3 separate regions of the Mus musculus genome follow, and regions 2 and 3 are each linked to region 1. The links are chromatin loops, found by intact Hi-C in ENCODE. Cell type or tissue: gastrocnemius. All regions are shown on one strand. Links, peaks and the distances in the headings refer to the core of each region. The heading gives the core; the rest is flanking DNA.

Region 1 (8,159 bases), core at 1,697-6,696:
AGGTGGGCTGCTAGGATCTGCGGCAGGTAATGATGAAGGAGGAGGCAACATGGAGCCAAAAATGGATCGGCTGGAGGAGAAGAGATCTGGAAAAGAACACGGGAGTCTTCTGAACTCCATGAACTTAGCATTTTCTGGAATTATGACACACAAACGGGGGTCTGGACCCAAACCCCGCCTCCCCAGATAACTTGTTTTGTAGAAAGAGGGCTCTGATTGGACCACTTGAAACACCAAGTGCTTCCAGGCAGAGCTCTGGGAGTCTGACCTAAATACAGAAACATTGCTGGGTGGTGGCTGTGTCACAGTGCCCTCTGCTGTCTAGTGGAGGAACTGCTGACAATCAAGGAAGAAAGCACTCACTGAGATGCCAACTTCCTTCCAATGTCCCAGGAAACTTTCCCAGGCTTTGCAGTTACTACCAACATCATTTTCAGTCTTAAAAACTTATAAGCCCCACCCCACTTTTACACCAATTTCCAACTGTTCTCTCTCTAACAAAGGCACAAGTCTGATATGGGACGAGCAAGGGAGATCCTTGCATGATACTACCCTCTGCCCTCACCCTGGAAAGGCTCAAAGGTGTCCATGAAGTCCAGGTTGGGTTGCAAAGGGATCAGGCCTGGCTGGATCATGTCTGCGTTTCCCAGATGTGCTGCAATAATTCCAAGTGAGAGAGGGGGACACTTTTACCTCAAATAAGGTCAAAGGAAAATATACTTTTAGTTCTGAACAGATCCTCCTGGTCCTCCTAAAAACGGTAGGAAGCTGGCTGGGATGTCTACATCCTCAGGGGTTTGTGGCTATTCTTAGATATGTTCTCTCTACCCTCGGAAGGCAGAAAAGACAGACAGTGCTGGGATCACCATGAGCTATGAGTAGCCTAACCTTCCACCCTGCTCTACACCACACAGCCCCATCCTTGTTCTCACTTTCACTTGCAGCTCTTCCCTGAGGACTCAAGACTGAAGGCCTCGGGTGGGGAATGCCATGTGCAGTAGTGCCCACCCTACAGCCTAGGCTTTGGTACTGACATATCCCACACTTAGGCAGTAACATAAATATAAAATGGGTTGGGATCAGAGCCTGCTCCTTTCTCACAGTGGGACTAAAGGAACAATGACCACCTCTGTAAGGCTTCAGTCCCAGGCTCCTCTTATGCAACTGCACAGGACCCTAAGATAAAGAGCTTGAACAATCTTTTTCTTTTCTTGCCTAGCCTAACTAAGTGCCACACAGCAGCTTAGAGGTGCCCTGAAGCAAAGCCTGGCCCAGAGGAATCCTCACTGAGAAAGAAGCCAGCTGTCCAAGGACAGAGACTACACTTACCTATTTCTCGTGGGTTGGGCCAGGCCACGGGTTGGTGTGAAGAGAGTGTGGAGAAGAGAGTGTCGCTGAATTCTGACATGAGCATGTCTGTGTCCAGCAGTGAGTCCTCCTCCATGGGGACTGGGGTTTTCCAGCCATCCCCATGTTTATGCCAATACAGCATGTCATCGTCCTAGCACCAACAGAGGAGAAGAAGAATCAAAGGGCAGTTGAATTATCTTCTCAGTCCTGGCGTGCATTAAAGGCTGCTTCTTGAAAAAAGCAAGAGGGTAGAGGCGTTGAGAGCTGTTCCCTTAACCCACCCACCAGAGCGTGCCGGCTTTCGTGGGCACTTGCAGGACCTCCATGTGAGGAGCTGGTCCTGTGTCTGGCCTCCCACTCCAGGACTCACTCAGACACGGACAGACAGAGCCGCATCTCGAGCTCGCTTACCTGGGCCAGGCTAGAAAGGTCCTCATCCTTGTGCTGCTGCAGCTGTGGGCAAAGGGAGCAAGATGAGGCAGCCACTAAGAGCTCCGAGATGCCAGACTTCATCTCCCTATATGTGAGTGAATTCTCTGGGAAGTGAGCTGGGGAATGGGATCCTGCTGGCTGCCATCCCATGGATGTGGGCACAAAGAAGGAAACAGCTCTTTTTATGACTGAGGAAACCACAGCCACTACTTGGTGCTTAAAATGTTGAATATTGCTCCATGTTCCATGACTGACGGGGCAGCTGTGGAGTCTCAGGCCACATCCTGAATATCCTCCCATCTTCCATCTCCTCAACCCCCACCCCCAGTCCAGAGCTTCCAGAACATGCTCTTTTGGGAGCCCTGGCCAGTATCTACCCTTTTCTTGAAGTAGGTTCTCCACTTGTGGTACTCTCGAATCACAATCTCAATGCGGCTTTTCCAGTACTTGCCCTCTGTGGTGATGGCCTACAACCAAGAGGCCAAAATGAAAAGCAGGTCTTGGATGATGATCAAATCACAGCCCATGAATACCCAGGATACATCACTAAGGTGGCCTCAGAGGGTTCTCTAGGTCAGAAAATGCCCATGTTGTTTGAGAAACTACAGCTTCACTCACTAAGCACACCTCTTCTCACACCCTAGCTAAAATGTAGGACCCCAGGGGTGACTCTGCACTGGGTACAGGGAAAGCACACAGTACTCAGAGAGCGTTGAAGGGATGCCCGAGGATGCTAAGGAAATTCACAGGTGGCCCACAAATGCCCCTTTCAGCAGCAGCTGCCATGTTCTCAAAGGGAGAAAATGAGCGCTGGTGAGAGGCTCAGTGGGTAAGGGTGCCTCTCATCCACCCTGAGGATCTCAGTTTGATCCTTGGGACCCATGTGGTGAAAAGCAAGGACTCTCAAAAGTTGTCCTCTGACCTCCACATACATGCTGTGACACATGCATACACAAACACACACACACACACACACACACACACACACACACACAAGTAAATAAATTTAATATACATTTTTTAAAATTTACTTTTAGGGAGGAGGTATAGCTCAATGGTATAGACCTTGCCTGACATATAAGAGGCCCTGGATTCTGCCCTTTAGAAGTACCAAAATAATAAGACAAAATAAAAATGAGCCACTTTTTCTTTAATCTCTTCTCATCTCCTATCTTTAAGTTTTTGTTTGTTTGGCTTGGTTTTTGGGGTTTTTTGTTTGTTTTTAAGATAGAGTCTCATGAAGTTCAGGCTGGCCTCAAACTCTCTATGCATCAAGAATGGCCTTAAACTTCTGATTTTCCTGACTCTCTATCCCAAATGCTGGGACTACAGGCTTTTGACACCATGCTCAGTTTGTGTGGTGATAGAAATGGAAGCCAGGGCTTAGTGCACACTAGGAAAGCACTCTACCAAGTAAGCTGTGTCTCCAGCTGATGTGGAGAAGCTTGGTTCTCCCTAACTTCTTCTAGAGTGGCTGCTTTGCTTGTGGTCCTGGGGATGGAACCTAGAGCTCTTGTTCTGAGTTACAGCTAACTAATTGCTCCAGAGCCAGTCCTTCCTGAGTAACTCTCAGAAGAAATACCAATTTTAAGTGAACGCAGAGAAGGAGGCCCTGTAAGGTCAGTTTGCCTAAGGATAGAATCTCTGCGGGCTGGAAACCGTTGAAGGCTACCCTTCCTCCTCCAGGTCATGCTAAGTAATAGGACAGCACAGGCTTCCCTGTTCTCTACAGTTTCTGTCAAAGAGCTTGGTCCTTTGGTGGGTTGTATCTTCAGAAATAAAGGCAATTTTCCTTTCCCAATATCCTCCTTCCTACCTACCATCTATTCAATTACTTGCTGGTTAAATACCTCTGGCCGACGGTGTTCATCTACATCAACAGAGCCATCTAGTGGGGTGACAAAGTGGCACACAGGATTCTTGCGCTTCTCCAAATCTGGGTTGGGAGAAGAGAGACATCATAACTGTACCAAGATCCCTGATGGAGCTCTACCCAAACTGCTACACCCTGGAATGTTATTTCCTTCTACCACTGGAGAAATGTAGAGTTCTGAGAAATAAAAGCATGCAGGCCCAAGGCAACGAATGGCAGTAATATCTGAGTAAGAAATAAAGTTGCTCATCAACACAAAGGCAGCCAATAAGTGGGAAGAGCCCACCCTGCTCCTGAAGCCTGCATCCTCCTATTCTCAACCTAACCAAGGACAAGAGCTGTACAGCAGTGTCTATGTCTTCTTAAACTGCTGGAAATAGAAACTGTTCTTTGGCTCTTCAAATGTCACCTCTTGGCTACATTCTCCCATCTCTCCTAAAAAGAACCCATTACACCTGAGGGCCAAGTACCCAGCATGTATTTGTGGTCAGGGAGGCTCTCATGTCTGCCCTTCAAGACTCTCTGTTAGGTGACTGCCTGATGGCTGGTGACTGCCCTGCTTCCTGGGATGTGTTGTAGCTTGATTTCTCATCACATAGACTATGTATGAAAGATTCTACTGAAAAGAGCAGGCTATGGACCCAAGATGCTCCAAGATGTAGCGCTCTGATGCCACAGAACTGAGGTCCCTTGGAGCATAACACACCATCTGCCTGGCAGGCAACACACTTACACTGCATATACCATGCCCTCCAGATGGCGTTGTTGAGCCGGATCTTGTCCCGCCACTGGAGCTTCAGGCCCTTGAAATTTTTCCACTTTGGAGACACTAATTTCCCACTGGAAAACAAGACAAAGAAAGAGAGAAAGAGTCAGTGGCTCTTCAGAAAATAAAATGCAAACCAAATCATTCCAGACTGGAGAGCCCTGAATTGAACCATTTATAGGCCAGGCTTGACAGAACAGTCATTCTGGGATTTCTTTAGAGCATATGGGGACAGTGGGGTGTGACAATATTTGGGCTTAGAAGACATGCTAAGAGGGTGATCAGACATGTATTTCCTGTATTCTTTGGGAACCTGCATACTCTTAAAATTTCTTATAATTCAACATGAAAAGCTATGTTGCCAGGCATGGCAGCACACATCTTTAATCCCTACACTCAGGAGGTAGAGGCAGAGGACTGAATTCAAGGCAGCCTAGACTAATACAGATTAACAATGGAAACTAGACACTTTACCTCGCAACAGGTCTTAGCCACTTGTGTTATTCTCAGTCACCTCTAGCCTATCTCAAGCCATCTGAGGAAGTGATCCCACTTAGCTGCTGAGGTAGCTGCTGGCATAGCACCTGGGAAACTCAACTGCCAAGATGGCTGTGCCACCAGGGAGCTCATGTTGCCTGTTACTAGCCTAGTTAGTGAGTGCTCTCAACTTACTGTACAAGAACTTCTTTGGATTTATTTATAAATTTGTGTGTGTGTGTGTGTGTGTGTGTGTGTGTGTGTGTGTGTGTGAGAGAGAGAGAGAGAGAGAGAGAGAGAGAGAGACAGAGAGACAGAGAGAGACAGAGAGAGACAGAGACAGAGAGAAGAAAGACAGACAGACAGAAACAGAGACAGAGAGACAGACAGATGTGTGGAAGCCAGAAGAGGGCTCTAGGTCTTCTGGAACCGGAGTCACCTGATGTGTGTACTGGGAACTGCAGTCAGGACCTCTGGAAGGGCATCAAGTGCTCTTAACCACTGAGTCATCTTTCCAGGATCCAATTCTTGGAGAATTTTGAGGCATACTCTTACATTAAAGATAGCACTAATGAGAGCTTTGAGATGCTCGAGCCCCTTCTGCTTGGTGTCTAACACACATGGTCATTACTCTTTCTACTTGGTCTTACACCATCTGCTCTGGGCCAGTGCTGACCTCTCTCTCCTAGGCCTGATGGGTTGAGACAGTAAGACTCTATCTTTAGTTCATATGGTGCTGAAAAGCATCCACTTGATGGCAGGTCACAGCTTTGCCCCTTATCCAAACCTACTCAGAAAGGTCACACAAGTGGCAGAGATGTACCAGTCAAGGAAGCAGAAGCATTCAAAGAGGCAAGACATAAAGTGAACCCGAAAGCTTGGGATGTAAGGAGAGTTTCCCATTAAATACCTGGCAGAACTCTTCATCTTTCCACCCACACTATCAGTGCCCAGGCTGTGGATTGTGAAACAGAATGAGATGGCCCCAGCAATTCAAAGATAGTTCAGCCACTAAAGAGTGATTGCTGCTGCTCTCACAGAGGACTGGTGTTCAGTTTACAGGACCCAGATGGTGGCTTACAATAGCCTGTAAGTCCAGTTTCATAACATCGGATGCCTTCTTCTGGTTTCCACAGACACCAGACATGCAATGCATTTACAAACATGCAGGCAAACCACTCATACACACAAAATAAAAATAAGCATTTTTTTAAAAAGAAAGAGCACAGTGACCCGTCCCTAAAAAGTGTCCCAGCACACCCTCTTAGCATCTGAGAATACAACGATAGCAACAGTCTCTGGCCAAAGGTCAGGAACCTGAAGAGTCTTTCCACCTCCTCTTTCAGCTGCCACTCCAGAGGCATGACTAACCTGCCCATGTAACTGATCATCCGTCTGTGAGCATAAGGCCCTAGCTAAGGGACTGGAGCCTGTACTCCCTCCGCCCCAGCTGTGCAACTACGTTGGCAAGGGGTGTTCTGGTGCTTCTGTTTATTGGGTATAATCAAACAATGCCATCTCCTCCACAGTGATTTAACTAAGGGTTAGTTGAAAGTCTGTCTGTTTATGTGTATGTACACCCACCCACACATGTGTATGTACACCCACCCACACATGTGTATGTACACCCGCCCACACATGCACACACATGGAAGAGGGAGCTGGAGCAGGCACCTGACATGCGGTCGCAGTGGCAGGGCCATGGCTTTCTTTCTCTGTACTCAGCCAGGAGCGCTCAGCACCTACTCTGTGAGGAAAGACCTAAGAGCTGAGGGAGGAGAGAAGGGAGACGCGGGCCCGTGCCATCCAGGAGTTGTGTGAGAGAACACCAATGCAGGGGCTAAAACTTAAGCTGAGGCCAAGGAGAAGCGAGGAGGCACTGCTCCTGCTTGGCTGGTGACTATGACGAGGTAACAGAAGTGGAGCTCATCAGAGCTGTAAGAGCCAGTGGGCTAGTCCAGAGAAGGCTGCAGACAGAGCCTGTCTTCAACACAGTCAGTCGGTCTTCCCATGGGGAGCAAGGTCCTCTAGCAATTTCAGGTCTGGCCAGTGTGCAGTTCTAGTATTCAAATGAAATTAAGGAGCAAGTCTAAACTAAAAACACTTTTTCTATAACTGATACTCCATTCTTGTGACAGCCAGGAGTCCATGGTTGTGCCATGTGCTCATTAGTACCAGAATCTGACTGAGTACTATCTCAGAGATGACTTCAAAAGAAGAGTGACTACAAAGAGCTGTGTTGGACCCATGGCTCCAGGAAGAAACAGATGTTAGTGCCCTCTCAAGATCTGTGAGAGTTAACCAGTGGGCTAACCTAGGCCAATCATACCTCCGCTGTGCACCTATGAAAAAGGGGGCAGTGTGCTGTCAACCTCTTCCCCATCAGACTACACACACAGCTCTTGCAGGTAGGTATCATGATGAGAGTAGCAGGTACAGAAAAGGATATTGACCTATATATAAACAGTGCAAGCATTCCTTGGTTCTCCCCAACCGCTTGCTGAGATGTTTCTCTTATTCACAATACTTATGGCAAACAAAGTCAAATTTTAGCAGGAAAATATGCATTTCTAAGCCTCTACCATCTCATATTTCTGCAACATCTCTACAGCCAGCAAGTGGCGCTATACACACATAAAGAAACTAGTCCAAAACCCTGTCTGGTACACAGAATGGATGACTGACAAGTCCTACACCATCGCTCATAGTTATACGATGGCAAAAGCTACAAAGTGATGAAGGCTGGGGAGTGCAGCTCAGTGGTGGATGTGTTATAATTTCTGTCTGTTTCTTTCCTAATGTGCTCTCTGGCACCTCACAGAGGGAAGAGGGGCTATGTGTATAGGAGCCCTTCTTACACCACAAGTCGAGTTTCCCACAAAACTAGGAAAAGCTACTTTAAAAGACTCCATAAGGCAGCAGCAGAGGCAGTCACTCCATGAGAAAGCAGGGCACCCAAAAGCCTCTGATCAGGTTTCTGCTTTCCGCCCTGGTCTACACATCTTTCAGACAGTCCAACTACAAGGCTTCTTTAAATTATAGCCAGAAATACTAGAGAGCTTGTGAGACCACTGGCCCTGTACCTGGAAGTTTCTTCTACCTCATACTTCTGAACCGTGTGCTTCCTGTGTCATGGCCATGACCACAAGGGACATTTGCCAGGTACTTAGCCCAGCCTCCACCCCATGAGACAGCCATGGTCTAGCTCTTACTCATTTTAGGACTGCTGGTCCAGTGCTTCTAAACCCAGTTATTAAAACA
Region 2 (8,159 bases), core at 1,815-6,814, 190 kb after region 1:
CTGGCTACAAGCGAGGTCTCCGGAACCAAAGAGAGCACACGGCTCTTCTTAAAATTGAAGGCGTTTATGCCCGAGATGAAACGGAGTTCTACTTAGGCAAGAGATGTGCTTATGTGTATAAAGCAAAAAACAATACAGTGACTCCTGGAGGTAAACCAAACAAAACCAGAGTGATCTGGGGAAAGGTAACTCGGGCCCACGGAAACAGCGGTATGGTTCGTGCCAAATTCCGAAGCAACCTTCCTGCAAAGGCCATTGGACACAGAATCCGTGTGATGCTGTACCCATCCCGGATTTAAACTAATGGAGAGTAAATAAACAAAAGGGAGCCTGGGACATTTTATACTAAAGAAATGAATCCAGGCTGTGTTCAGGTTAACTCTTGGCCTAACAGACCCACCCACCAAAGGCCACACAGTAGGCTCTTGGAAACACCACTAGGAGTCTTGTCCTTGGACCAGGGCTGGGTTCTTTCTTGGGGGGAGCAAGCTGTGAGAAATTCACACTATTATATCACAGGAACTCAGTCCCAAGACCTTCAGCTGACCTACTGACCCTTTACAAGTTAGGTACACACTTCATGGAAGCTTGGACTGACCTGCCTCCAAACTGGATTAAACCACCCTCCTAGGCATCTCAAAATTACTGAACTTAGCATATGGTTTTCTCTTCTCTTTAATGTGTGTATTTATGTGGTGTGTGTGTGTGTTGTGCAGGTGCTCAAGGAGTCCAGAAGAGGACATTGAATTAATTCCCTGGATCTAAAGTTATAAGGCATTTCATCATGGGTGCTGGGAACCCAAAATTCAGCCCTCAGTAAGAACAGCTAGGGCTCTTAATGGCCTGGCTGTTTCTCCAACCTCGGGACTGTCTCACTTTGGTTTTGTACTCCCACAGCCTGGCACATGCCAAGCACCAAGCGACAGACAATTCAGTGTAAATGGGTGGACAAGCTTCGGGGAGGACTCACCAGGGAGGATGATTCTGAGTAAGTGGGTGGATGAGCTTGGGGAGGACTCACCAGGGAGGAGCTTGACCTGGGTGGCTCATGGCTGATGACAATATTGTCCACCAGGGCTGTTTTGTTTTGCTTCTCTTTCTTTTCCTCCTTGGCTCGTCCAGCTTTTGTCTCAGTTGTCTCAGTATCTTCCTCCTCCTCCTCCTCCTCCCGCTCCACACTCTTCTCTTTCTCTTCCTCTTCTCTTCCCTCCTCCCTTTCCCCCTCATGTTCCGCCTCTTCCTTCTCCTGGCCCTCTTCCTCACCTCCCCTTTCCTTACTTCTCTCGCTCTCCTCACTTTTTTCCTCTTCACCGCTCTTCTCTTCCTCCCATCCCTCTTCCTCTTCCCTTCCTCTCACTTCACTTTCTTCCTCCCCTCTCACTTCCTCTCCCTCTCTCTGCTCCTCCTTCTCCACCCACTCCTCCAGCCCCTCTCCATCCTCCTGAGACTCCTCCCATGACAGTGAGCCCTCAGTTAGGCTCTGCTGCAGAGCATCTTCTTCAAAACTTGGATTATATTCCTCCTTCTCCTCCTCCTCCTCCTCCTCCTCCTCCTTCTCCTCCTCCTTCTCCTCCTCCTCCTTCTCCTCCTCCTCCTCCTCCTTCCCCTCCTCCTCCTCCTCCTTCCCCTTCCCCTCCTCTTCCTCCTCCTCCTCCTTCTCCTTCTCCTCCTCCTTCTCCTCCTCCTCCTTCTCCTCCTCCTTCTCCTCCTCCTTCCCCTTCCCCTCCTCTTCCTCCTCCTCCTCTTCCTCCTTCTTCCCCTTCTCCTCCTCTTCCTCCTTCTTCTCCTCCTCCTTCCCCTCCTCCTTCTCCTCCTCCTTCTCCTCCTCCTTCCCCTTCTCCTCCTCTTCCTCCTCCTCCTTCTCCTTCTCCCCCTCCTCTTCCTCCTCTTCCTCCTCCTTCTTCTCCTCCTTCTCCTCCTCCATCTCTCCACTTTCTCTTGATTCTTCTAGGGGGTTTTCTTCTGTATCTGACATTTCTTCTGTAGTTTCCGCTACAGAAATTTTAACGTAGATTCAGCAGGTCCCTCTATTTCCTGTGCCGGCTTCCTGAGGTGCTAACACGTCGAAATGGGCAGAAGCAGCTCTGGTCCCTTCCTGTGGGAAGAAAAGAATGGCAGCTTCTTGGGAAAGCCCAGCTCAAGTCTCAGAAATCTTTAAAATATTGACTTCCAGGGCCTCCCATCTTTCTAGGACTGATCTTAGAGTCTTCTCACTTTAAATAATTCATATTCCCACAGGCAACAAAATGCATAAGGCAAGCATTTGCAAAACCCTGCTGGGAGGAAGAAGAGAGGGAGATGGGCTGATGACTGAAGTGTAAGCTTGCCAGCTAAAGGTTCCCTCCTCTCCAACTTCCGCTAGCCTCGTTCTGTGACTAGACGCAAGCCATTTTACCCTTTCTTCAAATTTGCTCACAGGCAAAAAAATAAAAATGATAATCCTACATTCTCACATGATTTGCAGACTGGGGCAATACATGTCAAATGCTCAACACAGGTTCACCCAAAGTGTTTGCCAAAAAAAAAAAAAAAAAAAAAGCAGGGTGGGGGATATCAGGTACTATGGGGATAAAAGCAATAGTTTTCTGCAAAGAACCTGAGAGTTTTAAAGACCTCTGGGGCAGGTGAGACCCTAAGTCTAAGGTAGACAGAGCCCCCTCCTCTGGGAAACACATGGCCAGAAGAGAAAACTAACTCCCAAATCAACACATTCAACATGGTATGTGCAAAGAAAGAAAGAAAGAAAGAAAGAAAGAAAGAAAGAAAGAAAGAAAGAAAGAAAGAAAGAAAGAAAGAAAGAAAGAAAGTTAATTCTGGGCTGGAGAGATGGCTCAGTGATTAAGAGCACTCTGGCTGCCCTTTCAGAAGACCCAGGTTTGACTCCCAGCCATGACACGATCGCTCAGAACCATAAGTAACTTGAGTTTCAGGGGATCTGACACCCTCTTCTGTATTCTGCGGGAACTTCATAGGTGGTACACATACATACATGCAGACAAAACAGTCTCACACATAAAATCATTTTTTAAAAAAATTTAATTCCTCTGATACATTCTCTCATTTTGCACCTACATGAAGCAAGAGTTTGGGAGCAGGGGGCTAGGCCCATGTCTGTAATACTGCGATTCAGGAGGTAGAGACAGGAGGATCACTCGAGTTCTTAGGCCAGCACAATCTTTCTAAAAAAAGAAAGAAAGAAAGAAGGAAGGAAGGAAGGAAGGAAAGGAAAAGGAAAAGGAAAAGGAAAAGGAAAAGGAAAAGGAAAAGGAAAAGGAAAAGGAAAAGGAAAAGGAAAAGGAAAAGGAAAAGGAAATGAAAAAGTTTGTGGCCCTGGGAGGCACGACTTACGACAGAGCTAGAATTTAGTTCTTTTGTTTGAAAAAAATGCCACTTTGACATTTTCCACACCCAGGCGGGGGCAATGCCACAGGTGCGCAAGTCTATCCTACCACGAGGTCCAGGAGCCACCAGTTTCTTTTCCTGGGGACCTCCCAGGTCCCACACCCTTGCCGCTGCCTGGCCCGGACCCCAACCCGAGCCGCACCCTCCACTTCGCACTTACAGGGACGCTCCCACTTCTTTTCTCAAAAGCCTTGGGTCGTCCAGCCTCGGGAAATCCCAAGAGACCTCCAGGGGCTCCTGTCCATACTCCCTAGTGACGGTTGCCAACCAAGCTCCGTCCCTATGGCAACGGCTAGTCGCAGGAAAGCAAGGAAGCAGGATGGTAATCACGTGCCCAGAAAGCGGCCTCGAGGCGGACCAGCCTGCCCCCTGCCGGGCTAGCAGCTCACGCCACAGCTTTTTCCTAAAGGACACTTCCACAAGAGCTACTCCCCTACACTGGCGATTCTGACTTTCCTAAAGTTGGACAAGATGTAACGAAAGTAGTGTTTGCAGTTATTTTCTCCAGATTGGGCATTCGTAGGGGAGGGGAAACGGAGACCTGCTCAAAAAACTCGGTGGGGGTTGGGTGGTGGGGTTCCCTCAAGTGTCAGGAAGCCCTTCCGGAGGTCATAAAAGCAGTAAAATAAATAAATGAATGAACGGATGATTGAATGAATAAATAAATACATAAATAAAAACTAGACGTTGGGGGCTGGATAGATGGCTCAGTGGTTAAGATCACTCATTGCTCTTCCGAAGGTCCCGAGTTCAAATCCCAGCAACCACATGGTGGCTCACAATCATCCGTAATGAGATGTGACTCCCTCTTCTGGGGCGTCTGAAGACAGCTACAGTGTACTTGCATGTAATAAATAAATAAATAAATCTTAAAAACAAAACAAAACAAAAAACTAGACGTTGGGCCAGGCATGATGTCCCACCTACAAATCCAGAACTAGGCAGATGAAGCCAGAAGGGTCTGTTCAGTCAGCCTGGACTACACAAGACTTTACTGTGTGAAAGGAGATTTCAGTGGAGCTAGCTGCCTGCGAGTTGTATATCCATAGTGCCGAGAGAGCCTCTAAGCAACCCCAGGAGGCTCACGGGCTCACAGGGCTGATTTGGGTGGGTTCCTTCAGTTTGCCATCAGTGCAAGGTGAACAGATGTGTGCTCATGCCTCTCCAGGAAGCCAGGCAAGAAGTGGTATGAAGCAGTTAATAAAATTCTCCCAGTGCTAAAACCCAATTTTTTTGGCCTCACAGGTGTTACACACAACTGCCCACCTTCTCACCAGGACACAGCATGCAGAGAAGTTTAGTAAACTGGGATTGAAGTTATGTGGAGAGTGCACCATCTTGCTGTTACCACGCAAGCCCAGCTTGGTTAAATCCATTAGCGTTGGGGCTGGTGAGATGGCTCAGTGGGTAAGAGCACCCGACTGCTCTTCCGAAGGTTCAGAGTTCAAATCCCAGCAACCACATGGTGGCTCACAACCATCCGTAACAAGATCTGACTCCCTCTTCTGGAGTGTCTGAAGACAGCTACAGTGTACTTACATATAATAATAAATAAATCTTTAAAAAAAAAAAAAAAAAAATCCATTAGCGTTATTCCTGTTGAAGCAAGTCATAGGGGAGCCCAAAGGTGGCTTTCTGAGCAGTGCAAGGCCTATTGCAGCCTCTTAGAGAGGATATGAATGACTATGGACAAGTCCACCACCACACCACGCCCCAGTGCTGGTGATCACATGCCTATCTCTTGAATGGTACAAGCTGTGTTTTATTACAGTGTGAGACTTATAAAGAGTCTGGAAAATACTTGGATTTATAACCCACAACTGAAACAGCAAACCCTAGTAAACAGAGCCAGTCTGGCTACGGGAGAGGGGTGGCGTGAGGCTGTCTGGATGAAGCAGCTTAGGGGAGGCTTTTGAGTTGTGTGTGCGGACTCAAAGCAGGAAGCACATGTCAGTACTGACTGCCATCAGACAAAGCTGGTCTCTGCCTCCATCCCGCGGAAATCCAATGCAAGGACGCAAGCTTCCTTGTAGAAAGGACCAGACATCCAAAACAGAAACGGGAGGCAACTGGGGAGATAACTGGGGCACATGGAGAAAGGAAGAAAAACAGAGTCACCCACACCAATTTTACCATCTCAAAAGACAGAATATGAAAGGAAGCAGCAAAGCAGCATCCATCAATGCAGTCACCTCAGCAACAGGCAAGCACTCCTTAGCTTCCCATGCTGATCCCAAGAGGCTCAATTTTGTTTGTTTTTTAAATTTGTTTTATTTTTGTTTTCCATACAGGTTTTCTCTGTGTAGCCCTGGCTGTCCTGGAACTCACTCTGTAGACCAGGCTAGCCTCAAACTCTGAGATCTGCCTGCCTCTCTCTGCCTCCTGAGTGCTGGGATTAAAGGTGTACACCACCACCGCCCGGTGGGGAGGCTCAACTATAAAAGCCAAATCAGGCCCATCTGCGGGGTCTTTTACTGTAGAAGTAAAGGAAGCTTGCTGGTTTCCAGTGGGTTACTGAAGAGGAAGCCAATATCATACTGGGTAACCTGCAAGGCCTCGTGACCTGTGACCTTTGCAAATTTTGTTTTGAGACAGAATTTTTCTGTGTAGCCTTCCTTGGCTGTCCTGGAGCTCACTCTGTAGACCAGGCTGGCCTTAACTCAGAAATCCGCCTGCCCCTGCCTCCTGAGTGCTGGGATTAAAACGTTTGAGCCACCACACCTGGTCTTTGCTGATTTCTTAATGGGGCTACGGTGACTCCACAGCCTCAGCCTCAGAGGATGCATCAGGCTCTCAAAGCACTGCTCCAGGGTAGAGACTGCCAGCTGCTCAGCCCACGGAGGGACACTTGCCTAGAGTCTGAGCTCCGGCTTTCAGTTTCCCACCCAAGAATCAACCGGACTGCGGCCCAGGAACTCGTTTGCTTCGCAGGACTTCCTTCCCAACTCCTCCTGGGCTTGGCTGTGAGCTCACAGGGCATCCTGGTGGGACTGACAGTGGTCACAATCACACAGCTACAAGACTGGCTTTATCTGACAGTTTCTCTAACCTGTAACAAGGTTTGGTGGCATACACTATAATACCAGGAGACCAGGGCAGCAAGATCCCAAGGGTAAGGCCAGTGCGGGTACACTGAGCTCCAGGCCAGTCTGAACTTGTGAGATCCGGTCTCCAGCAAGCCCCCACCCCTAGGCGGTGGGTGATACTGCAGTTGGACATTGGAGGGAGAGACAGCAGAAGAGAACATCTTCAGCTTCAAGGCAAATCTGAGGCTGGACTGGGCTACATGAGACCCTGCTTCCAAGAAAAAGTAGGGGTACTCAAGTCCTGTGGAGGTTAGGGGTGTGGTCTCTGGAAGGTTGACCACATTCCTCCAGTGGAAGATCCCACACCATGAATATACTGACAGCACAAATGGCACTTAGTAGGTTATTTATTTAAAAAGAAAAAAAACAAAAGAGGGCAAGAACCTGGGAAGTGGGTACGAGGGGAGGTCTGAGAGGGACTTGAGATGACAGGAAATATAGAAATGTACTATGTGCATGTACGAAATTCTCAAAAATAAGTATAAATTATATATGTATAATACATATTCCTCAGAGTCTAGCCAGCCATGTCAGTATATGCCTCTCATCCCAATACTAATGAGGCAGAGGCAGGGGGATCTCTGTCAGCTCAAGGCCAGCCTGGTCTACACAGGGAATTCCAGGATAGTCAGGATTACACACTGAGTCCGTCTCCAAAAGGAAAATGACATCAAATCATTACTCGCCAGAGTCATCCCCACTCACTGGCTCATAATCTAGAGAATTCCCAGACAGGCTATGGCCTAATTTGCACAAGACGTAGCTAGGCACAAATCACACTTTTAATAATGCCTCAACCCAGAGAGATTACATCAGGCAGCCAAAGCGTCTCTTCCACCTCGATGCCCAGGCTTCGACCATTCTTCTCCAGATCCTTACACTTAAGGGAGCCTAGAGAACGAGGAAACGCCTCCAGGCCCAAGCACGGGGCCAGCTGAGGCAGCTTCCTGCAGGCAGATCCCAGGAAACAGTCATCTCTGGAGAGGAATAATGTTGCAGCTGTAAGAGAAAACAGAGACCGGCTCAAGCCTGACAGCTCCAGCCTAGGAAACCTGCAGGTGAACACTTCTTCTCTTTTAAAGACTGTTTGGTTTTGGTTTTGGTTTGGTTTGGTTTTTGTTTTTTCGAGACAGGGTTTCTCTGTGTAGCCCTGGCTGTCCTGGAACTCACTTTGTAGACCAGGCTGGCCTCGAACTCAGAAATCCACCTGCCTCTGCCTCCCGAGTGCTGGGATTAAAGGCGTGCGCCACCACTGCCCGGCTAGAATTGTATTTTTTAATGTATATTTTACAGTGTTTCATTGTGTATATAAGAGAGTCTGGGTGTGTGGCACGCAGAGCCTGCAGGAGTCAGTTCTCTCCTTCCACCAAGTGAGTCCTGGGATCTGACTCAGGTCAGAGATTTGCAGAAAGACCTTTACCTGCTGAGCACTGGTCACTTTTCTTTCTCTTAAAGACAATGCCCAGGGATTGAGAAGTGAGACTCTCAGGTGACCTGAGGACTCTTGCCTGTAGCCTCATTCATAAAAACGGTTATTAACCACCAGTTTCTGCACTCTGGGGATGGCTATCCTTTAGTGGACCTGAGTGTTCTATCTGAGCACACTCTCTATGGGTACCAGCATCCCCAGCTCTATCTGAGCACACTCTCTATGGGTACCAGCATTCCCAG
Region 3 (8,159 bases), core at 2,140-7,139, 160 kb after region 1:
TGGAGGACAAGCTTGGCTGAAAAGCTTCAAGCTCTGGGTGTCAGCCTCTAAGGGAAGTCCTCTGACTCTAGATCTGTGTGTTACCTTCACTGAACACTCATGGTAACCAGCATGGTGGGCTCAGCACCCTAAACCATCATGCCTATGGATCCCAATTCTCGGCAGTGCCGTCTGTCACGGGCACGCAGGCCATGAACAGGCGTCACAGATGTTAAGGGTAGCCTGCCTAGGGACACACGGACATGATGTGGTGGAGGAAAAACTTAAGTCTAAACCCAACCAACCCCAAACCTGAACTCTGACAATTAACTTCTGCCCGTTACCTTCGGAACTAATTCAACCTAAATCTCAGCACTTGATGGTTCCTGATTAGCAGCCTGCTCAAACCAGCCTGTTAGTACAGACAAGGCACAGGCAGGCACGGAGAAAAGAACAAGAAGAAGACTGGGTGGAAGAAAGCAGGAAGGGGGAGGGGAGGCAAGGGGGGAGGTTGCTGGTCGGTGGGGGGACAGGATGAGTGCTTCTGATTTCCTTAGTTTGATAACATCGCCTATTGCCCTACTGCTCTGCTTAGCCTTTGTCAACTTCATACAAAATAGCAGAGAGGGAACCTCCCGGAGGAATTGTCTCCATCAGATTGGCCTGAGGCAACCCCGGGGCAAGGAGGCCTGGGCTGTATGAGAAAGTAGCTGAGCAAGCCGCTATGGAAAGCAAGCCAGCAGATAGCGCTTCTCCATGCGCTCTGCTTCAGTGCCTGCCTCCAGGTTCCTGCCCTGAGTTCCTGCTTCAGCTTCCTGGAGAGATGGAGTGGCAAAAACCACCGCTCCCAGACTTGGGCCACGTGAGGTATCACCTCAGAGATGCCAATGTGGAAAAAAAGTCTGTGAGACGTCACCCTGTAATCATTTTTTCCCACGTGTTATATAGATGGGGTCTACACAAGATGCCAGGGATGGAACGAGTTGGGGGAGGGGAGGGTGGGAAGGAGGACCGTGCTGGTGATCAATCAGGCAAGCCAAGCAGAAAAGCTCACCAAGAATCTGTCTTTCCCAAGGCTCAGCAGCCTGGGCTCATTGCTGTCCAGGTGGACGCCGAACAGGAGGCTTTGGATGCTGTTTTGGTGAGAGCGAAGTCTTGCCAAATACTCCCAGACCCTTTGTCCATTTTTGACCACCACCATATAGACGGCCACAGTGAAGTTGACGTCCTAAGGGAGCAAGAGCAGAAGTCGTTCCCTTAACTTTAGGACCTAGGACTGACTCGTCTTCGTGGTCTTCAGACTCATTTGCCTTCGGGATACGTTCTCCAGACAAATCTTAGCACAGCAGAATACGTAGTGATGCCTGCCCATTCTGCAGGCTGGGAGACTAAGGCTACTGGGTCATAGATCAAGGCAGAAGGGGAGGAGGTATGACATCAGACTCACTCTCCATGTTCTTACGCAGTTCCCCATGGAAAGCAGAGAGCCCCAGTCTTTCTGCTGTTGTCCTCCCTACATTGTCTAGATACACTCAAACAGGGCAGAGTGGCAGAGAGCAGCCTGCAGGGGGTGCTGGTGTCCATGCCGGGTGCCAGGACAGCTCTGGCCCTTACCAGTACTGCGAGTACAAGCCAGAGGCCAGGCTGTATGTGAGTGGGATGCCGGGGGAGGTGGACTAATGAGGGCCTTTCTCATCACTACCGCCACCCCCCCACTGCCACATCTGACAGAAAGGCAGACCAGGGGACAGTCAGAACCATTTGTCTGAGATCACATGCCCTAGTCACAGAGGGATGGAACAGAATCCAAAACCCTGAGGAAGGACATTGAGATCAATCAATGATGAGACTTCCTTGTCAAAATGATCAGAGGGATGAAGAATGGGCTATGGAGAAGGGGTCCCAGAAACACAACAGCCGGCCAGCCCCTGGGGCTGCAGAATCCAAGTCTGAACATTCTAAGGCCCTGCTCTTGCTGCCCGCAAAAGTTCTTCTACCTCGCCAACCTTTCCCCCTCCCCTTTGGGTCACAGCTTGATTGGGACGTAACCCCACTGTCCCCAGACTCCCTGAGCCTTCGAGCACTGAACAGAGGGGGCTACTCACGGCTGTCGCCATGTAATTGGAGTCGTGTGAGAAGCAGCAGTGGGACACGCTGCTTTTGGAATATTTGAAGGGCTCCGGGCTTTCATTTTCTAAAGACATCGCATCAAGAATATAAACTGTCCCCTCGGTGAATCCAGCTCCAAGCAGGGCTCCTGAAATGACAAGTCCGAGAACGGTAAAGGAAAAGGGACTCCCTTCTTTCTGAAGGTAAGTCTGGAGCAATGAGCAGAAGGGAGACCCTCCACAGGGAAACTGGGAAGCGAGGCAGCTTGGGAAGGACACCAAGGCTCAGCTATGTGTGTGAGGCGGGGACAGTCCCTCTGGGTATCATGGAACCTGCTGAGAGTCCAAGTACCTTCGGGATTGTAGGTCAGACACTGGACTCCAAGCCCCTTCTCGAAGGTCCTGCTGAACAGATAGACCTTCTTCTCGAAGTCCCACACCTTGATCATCCCGCAGACACTCCCGACTGCGATGAGGGGTTGGTATGGGTGGCAGGAGACGGCATAGACAGCGTCCCTGGGTTCCACGAAGAGCTTCTCAAGTTTGGTGCCATCCACGGTCATGTGGTACACGGTGGCGTCAAACGTCCCAATGATAAAATTCCTGTTTGCCAAGGAGAGACCCAAGAGGATCGGCGTGTGCAGGGAATGGCCATGCCAGGCGCTCTGCTTCCGGCTGTCCGTGAACCGCCTTTGTCGTCTATAATTTGGTGACATTATTAACCCAACATCTCCAAAAATATACCACCAACATCCAACGGCCTCCATTTGCAAGTGAAAAAAAAGCCCGATCTCCCACCAGTAAATTGAGTCATTAAGTATGCAGATGGACAATTAGCTAATCTACGCATGCAAATATTCATTTGTGTATGCAAATATGGAGTTGGGTGCCCGTGTACGGCCTGTAAAGACAGCGAGGGTAATTAAGCAGACTCACAGATAATTCAGTCTTGAAATGTTATGGCTATTAATTACCACAACGCCTTTAACCTCAGCGGCTAGGACAAGCTTAGCTCTGAGAAATGAGGCTAACCCACAGCCAAGGACTCCTCCAGGCGCAGTAAGAGATGAGAACCCAGGCATAAAAGCCACCCAGCTTCCAGTTACTCCGGCTTCTAGATAGTAAAATCCTCAACAATTAATTTTTTTTTAAAAATCTAATACTAAATGCAGCCACGGAGCTGTTTCTAAGACTAACTAGGAAGGTGCGTTCCCTCAATTCTATCTCCTAGGAACAAGAGACACGCTGGTTGGTTGCACTGCACGCAAACTGAAGGGGGCACCAGTCATTTCTCAGCCGTCCAGATGACTAGATTCACTAAGGGCTCACCTGACAACGAAAAGGTCGCCTCTTAGAGTGCAGTCTGTGGGGAGGTTGGACTTCTCGGTTGGCAGGCTTGGTATGGTTTTTGAAAAGGACAGAGTCCTTATGGCGCCCAGTTTGAAGTTGCTGTACCAGTTGACCACGGAGAGGGTGTGGTCGTAGAACTTAATGTTGCCCTTAATGTCACCGGTGACAATGTAGCTGAAATAGAGAAAAACACCAGGCTGTTCCATAGTGCTCATGGCGAGATCCATCCACGGAACGTCGTCTAACTGTGGCAGACCCTGGAGCCCATGTGTTGTGACGTTCCATGCAATGCTGCCCAATGAAGCGGCCTTTACTGAAACACCATTTTACATCTCCAAGGCTAAAGAGAAGTTAAGAGATCTGCTCAAAACCCAGCAGTGGTGGCACACGCCTTTAATCCTAGCACTCGGAAGGCAGAGGCAGGCGGATCTCTGAGTTTGAGGCCAGCCTGGTCTACAGTACAGAGTGAGTTCCAGGACAGCCAGGGATAAACAAAGAAACCCAGTCCTGGGGGGGGGTCTTTTATTGTAAATATATAGCAAATACCACTTATACCTATCTGGGCTCCATGTCTACAGTACACGGGAGCCCAGTCAGCGTTGCCTAACGTAAATGGCATGTTCTTACCATGGATGGGTGACTGACTCACAGTCACTGCCATATAACGACAGGTGACCATGGAGAGCGATCCAACAGCTCTCCCACATCACCGAGGCTGGGCAGTGGGACACGGTCTGCTTTCTAGGAAGACTCTGCTGTTAGAATCATCATAAAGCCACACCCTGTCATTCACAGGCAAAGACAGCGCCGGGGCCAGCTGACAATGTGGCTTTTATTTCTAGCCCTCCAATCCATCCTAGGAGAGCTTTTTTTTTTTTTTTTTAATCTTTTTAAAAGAATTCTAATGACAGAGGGAGAAAGAGTAAATTTTCTCGGATGTCAGGCAAGCTGATTAAGTGAGATTTCTGATTAATAAGCAAGGCAGGTGGGCAGAGTAATTGGCTAGGGCTGTCTTTACTGGCCTCTGCTGGGCAGAATCAGCATTGCTCGCCCAGTGTTTGTGAAGCCCTCTAGTATGGGAGAGTGGGAAGTTAGGCCTGGTCTTCAAAGCCTCTACCCTGAAGCTAACTGAAGGTCGAGTGTAGCATCCATCTATGCTCTAAAACGTCTTCTCATGCCTCCGAGATGACGACTGTACACCTCTTTGTAAAGGCACGCGCAGATGCCATGACTGTCCAGCGCCCCTGCGGCATTGCGGGAAGTGAATGGGCTCAGCAGAGGCAGATTGTACGGTGGCTCCCGCCATAGGGCAGCTCCCAGGAATGTTTCTAACACACTAATGATGGCTGGTTTGTCTTTTTCTTTAACCTAGGGCTCCACATGTTCTGAGCAGTGTACATGAAACCCTTACAAAGTTATTGGGGTGTGGGCAGGAGTGCACAGCGTGTGCGCGGCAGGTCAAAGGATAACTCCGGGAAGTCAGTTCTCAGCTTCCTCCTTTACGTGGGTCCCAGGGACTGCGCTAGAACCCTCAGGTTTTCATGACCAGTGCTTAATTCAGACCCAAGAATTGCACATTTACAATATGAATGGTGGGGTGGTAGACCACGAGCTAAGGGAACTCTTAGGGATTCTCGGGAGCATGAGGCAGGAAGACAAGCTTAGGATCAGAACCAGCTACGTAATGAGACCTTGTCTCAAGAAGCCATGCGAAACAAACAAACAAACAAACAAACACCAAAAACTCCAATACAGAATATGTAACTGTTATTGTGCAAGCAAAATAACAAAACTATCTGAGTTCTATTTTTTTTAATTATTTTAGATTTTGAACAATGGTTATGCGCATGAGAGTTTCTGCCTACATATAGGAATGTGTGCCAATGTATGCCTGGTGCCTTCAGAAGACGGTGCTGGATCCACTAGAAATGAAGTTATAGATGATTGTAAACTACCCCGTGGATGTGAAGAACTGAACTCTGGTCTTCTGCAAGAGTAGCCTCTTGCCATGTTTTCTTAAATTTAATGTATGAAATTGGGGGGTATGAAACAGGTTTTAGTAGCACATGAGAGAAAGAGATAGCTTTTGTTTCACCAACATGGAATTTTTAAACATGATGTGTGTCCATGAGTTTTTCAAAAGTCTCGTTTAGGGGCTGGGCACAGTGATGCACACCTTTAACTCCAGCTCTGAGAAGGCAGAGGCAGATCTCTGTTGAGTTCCAGGATAGCCTGGTCTACACAGTGAATTCCAAGCTTGACAGGGCTATTCTATTAGACCCTGTCCAAACAAACAAACAAGCAAACAAACAAAACCCTCAAAATGCTCAGTTCTTCTCCTGAGAGGCAGCTAATGCCCGTGGTCAATTACAACTCTCCCCAGAAATACTCTATGCATCTAGGAATCTATAAACAAAAGGGGTTTAACAAAGAACCATGGGCACTGGGGATGCTGAGAAGAGTAGTCCTGCCCAGGGAGAACCCCTGACTGGCTATCCAGTACCGACTGCCCAGCCCAGAAAGTGTGTGCATACAAGCAGCAATGTACAGACTGTTGGGCTGTATCTATACATTTAGAAATATACTTTGCATAAGATGTAACAACAGCTACAAAAAAAAAATAGGCCATGAAATTCACAAAGGGTAAAGAGGGGTAGATGGGAGGGATTTAGAGGGAGAAAACTATGTAAATATCTCTATCTATCTATATATGTGTGTAAATATATATGTAAACACACACACACACACACACACACACACACACACACACACATATATATATATCAGAGGTCTACAATACATTTGTGATCTCACCAGGATCCTCTCTAATCAGACTCATTACCTGTCGATTGTCATGAGCACCGTGATGGCCTCCTTCTGTAAATGGACCAGTTTACGAGGCTTGATGAAAGGGAAGGCCGAGATGGCGGAGGAGGAGGTGGAAGATGGGTAGTGTATGTCCCAGACAACCAGCTTCCCTTCCTTTGTTGCCGACAGTACTTGTGGTAACTTCAAGTGAAAGACAGACTGGCTAAATTTCCCCACAAGTTTGTTGAACGTCTGTGTTTCGAAGACAGGTTATAAGTTGCAGTCAGTAATCATGATGATGCTAATAGAACCAAAACATGTATCTGTGTGGCATTTTATAGCATTATAATATAAATACAACAGGACAGAAAACAGAAATGGCTGAAAACCCACAGGTGGACTGCTCCTGAGTCGAGTGAGGGCCATGTGCTATGCTCAGTTACACTGCTTAGATTATTTATTTATTTTGTTTTTCGAGACAGGGTTTCTCTGTATAGATCTGGCTGTCCTGGAACTCACTCTGTAGACCAGGCTGGCCTCGAACTCATTTTGTGTGCATTGGTGTTTTGCCTGCATGTAAGTCTGTGTGGGGCTGTGAGTTACAGTTTTGAGCTTCTATGTGGGTGCTGGGAATCGAACCCAGGTCCTCTGGAAAGGCAGCCAGTGATCTTAACCAACAACTCACCACCAAAAGACTGTCTAATTACTACTTATACCTGTCCAGCTTCTCTCCTAGAGTCTTTTAAACCCTTAGTCTGACATAAGTAGAAGTGTGCTCTAGGTGAAAAGCATAAAATAATTACCCTGATGTCCTTTGACAGTAAGGTATTGTCCCATCAGAAGAAATTGTTTCAGTCCTTAACATAAGAATGCTATGGTAAACCGGGCAGTGGTGGCACTCGCATGCCTTTAATCCAAGCACTTGGGAGGCAGAGGCAGGTGGATTTCTGAGTTCGAGGCCAGCCTGGTCTACAGAGTGAGTTCCAGGACAGCCAGGGCTACACAGAGAAACCCTGTCTCGAAAAAAACAAGTAAAAAGAAGAAAGAAGAAAGAAGAAAGAAGAAAGAAGAAAGAAGAAAGAAGAAAGAAGAAAGAAGAAGAAGAAGAAGAAGAAGAAGAAGAAGAAGAAGAAAAGAGAAAAAAGAAAAGAAGAGAAGAGAAGAGAAGAGAAGAGAAGAGAAGAGAAGAGAAGAGAAGAGAAGAGAAGAGAAAAGAAGACCCTAGGTTTGTGTCTTGGGGTTTCTATATAAGACACCATTTCCAAAAGCAACTTGAGGAGGTTTATTCCACTTATACTTCCACATCACAGTCTGTCACTGAAGGAAGGCAGGGTAGGAACCTGGAGGCAGGGCTGAAGCAGAATCCATGGGCTTGCCGCTCAATGGCTTGCTTGTCCCGGAGTGCTCAGCCTACTTTCTTTTTCCTTCTTTTCTCTTTCTTTTCTTTTTCTCTTTTCTCTTTTTTTCTTTTCTTTTCTTTTCTTTTCTTTTCTTTTCTTTTCTCTTCTTTTCTTTTTTTGTTTTGTCATTTGAAACAGGGTTTCTCTGTGTAGCTTGGGCGGTCCCGTAATTCACTCTGTAGAACAGATTAGCCTCAAACTCACAAGTGTTCTGCCTGTCTCTGCCTCCCCAGTGCTGGGATTAAAGGATTGCCAATACCTGGCACCCGGGATGGCATCACCTGAAATTAGGCTGGGTCCTCCAGCACCAATCACTAATGAAGAAGTGATGGCTGGATCTCACGGAGGCATTTTCTTAATTGAGGCTCCCTCCTCTATGGCAAACTGACATTAAAAAAAAAAAAAAAAAAAAAAAAAAAAAAAGCCAGCAGTTTGTCTCTGAACTTGAACACAGAAGGTTCCAGACGCTTTTGTCAAACAAGATCGTCATGTTCATCTCAGGGCAGGCATGTGT

The links. A loop is a pair of places that touch in the nucleus more often than their neighbours do. Peaks named below come from ENCODE experiments on the same cell type or tissue, not always from the same donor. Only the 100,000 strongest peaks of a DNase experiment are listed, where the experiment ranks them.
Region 2: it touches region 1 in a loop (2.0-fold over the local background); 14 of 42 quality-filtered maps call a loop at or near these places.
Region 3: a loop joins it to region 1, with 1.9 times the contacts of the local background. A loop is called at or near these places in 10 of 42 quality-filtered maps.

The regions. Positions count from the first base shown.
Region 1 is chr5:123,436,372-123,444,530 of GRCm38, reverse strand. It overlaps Mlxip (MLX interacting protein), which reads right to left. Exons shown (of 17, transcript NM_133917.3): 2 at 4,389-4,495; 3 at 3,633-3,718; 4 at 2,160-2,249; 5 at 1,762-1,803; 6 at 1,330-1,501; 7 at 566-655; 8 at 1-86. Among named protein-coding and RNA genes, the nearest start is that of Il31, 42 kb to the left of the region's middle. In gastrocnemius, for the core only: CTCF peaks have their summits at 3,690 (motif pointing left) and 4,410 (motif pointing right); DNase peaks (open chromatin) are centred at 3,684 and 4,403; H3K4me3 peaks cover 610 bases; H3K27ac peaks cover 3,309 bases.
Region 2 is chr5:123,247,621-123,255,779 of GRCm38, reverse strand. Psmd9 (proteasome (prosome, macropain) 26S subunit, non-ATPase, 9) reads right to left here. Exons shown (of 6, transcript NM_026000.2): 6 at 5,654-7,487. The coding sequence ends at 7,460. Wdr66 (WD repeat domain 66) reads right to left here and starts at 1,992. Exons shown (of 21, transcript NM_001370840.1): 1 at 1,022-1,992. The coding sequence starts at 1,975. It also overlaps the pseudogene Rpl35a-ps6. In gastrocnemius, for the core only: a CTCF peak has its summit at 3,778 (motif pointing left); a DNase peak (open chromatin) is centred at 3,731; H3K4me3 peaks cover 430 bases.
Region 3 is chr5:123,281,691-123,289,849 of GRCm38, reverse strand. It overlaps Wdr66 (WD repeat domain 66), which reads right to left. Exons shown (of 21, transcript NM_001370840.1): 9 at 6,280-6,497; 10 at 3,417-3,611; 11 at 2,440-2,690; 12 at 2,085-2,236; 13 at 1,034-1,207. Among named protein-coding and RNA genes, the nearest start is that of Wdr66, 32 kb to the right of the region's middle. In gastrocnemius, for the core only: a CTCF peak has its summit at 4,465 (motif pointing left); a DNase peak (open chromatin) is centred at 4,473.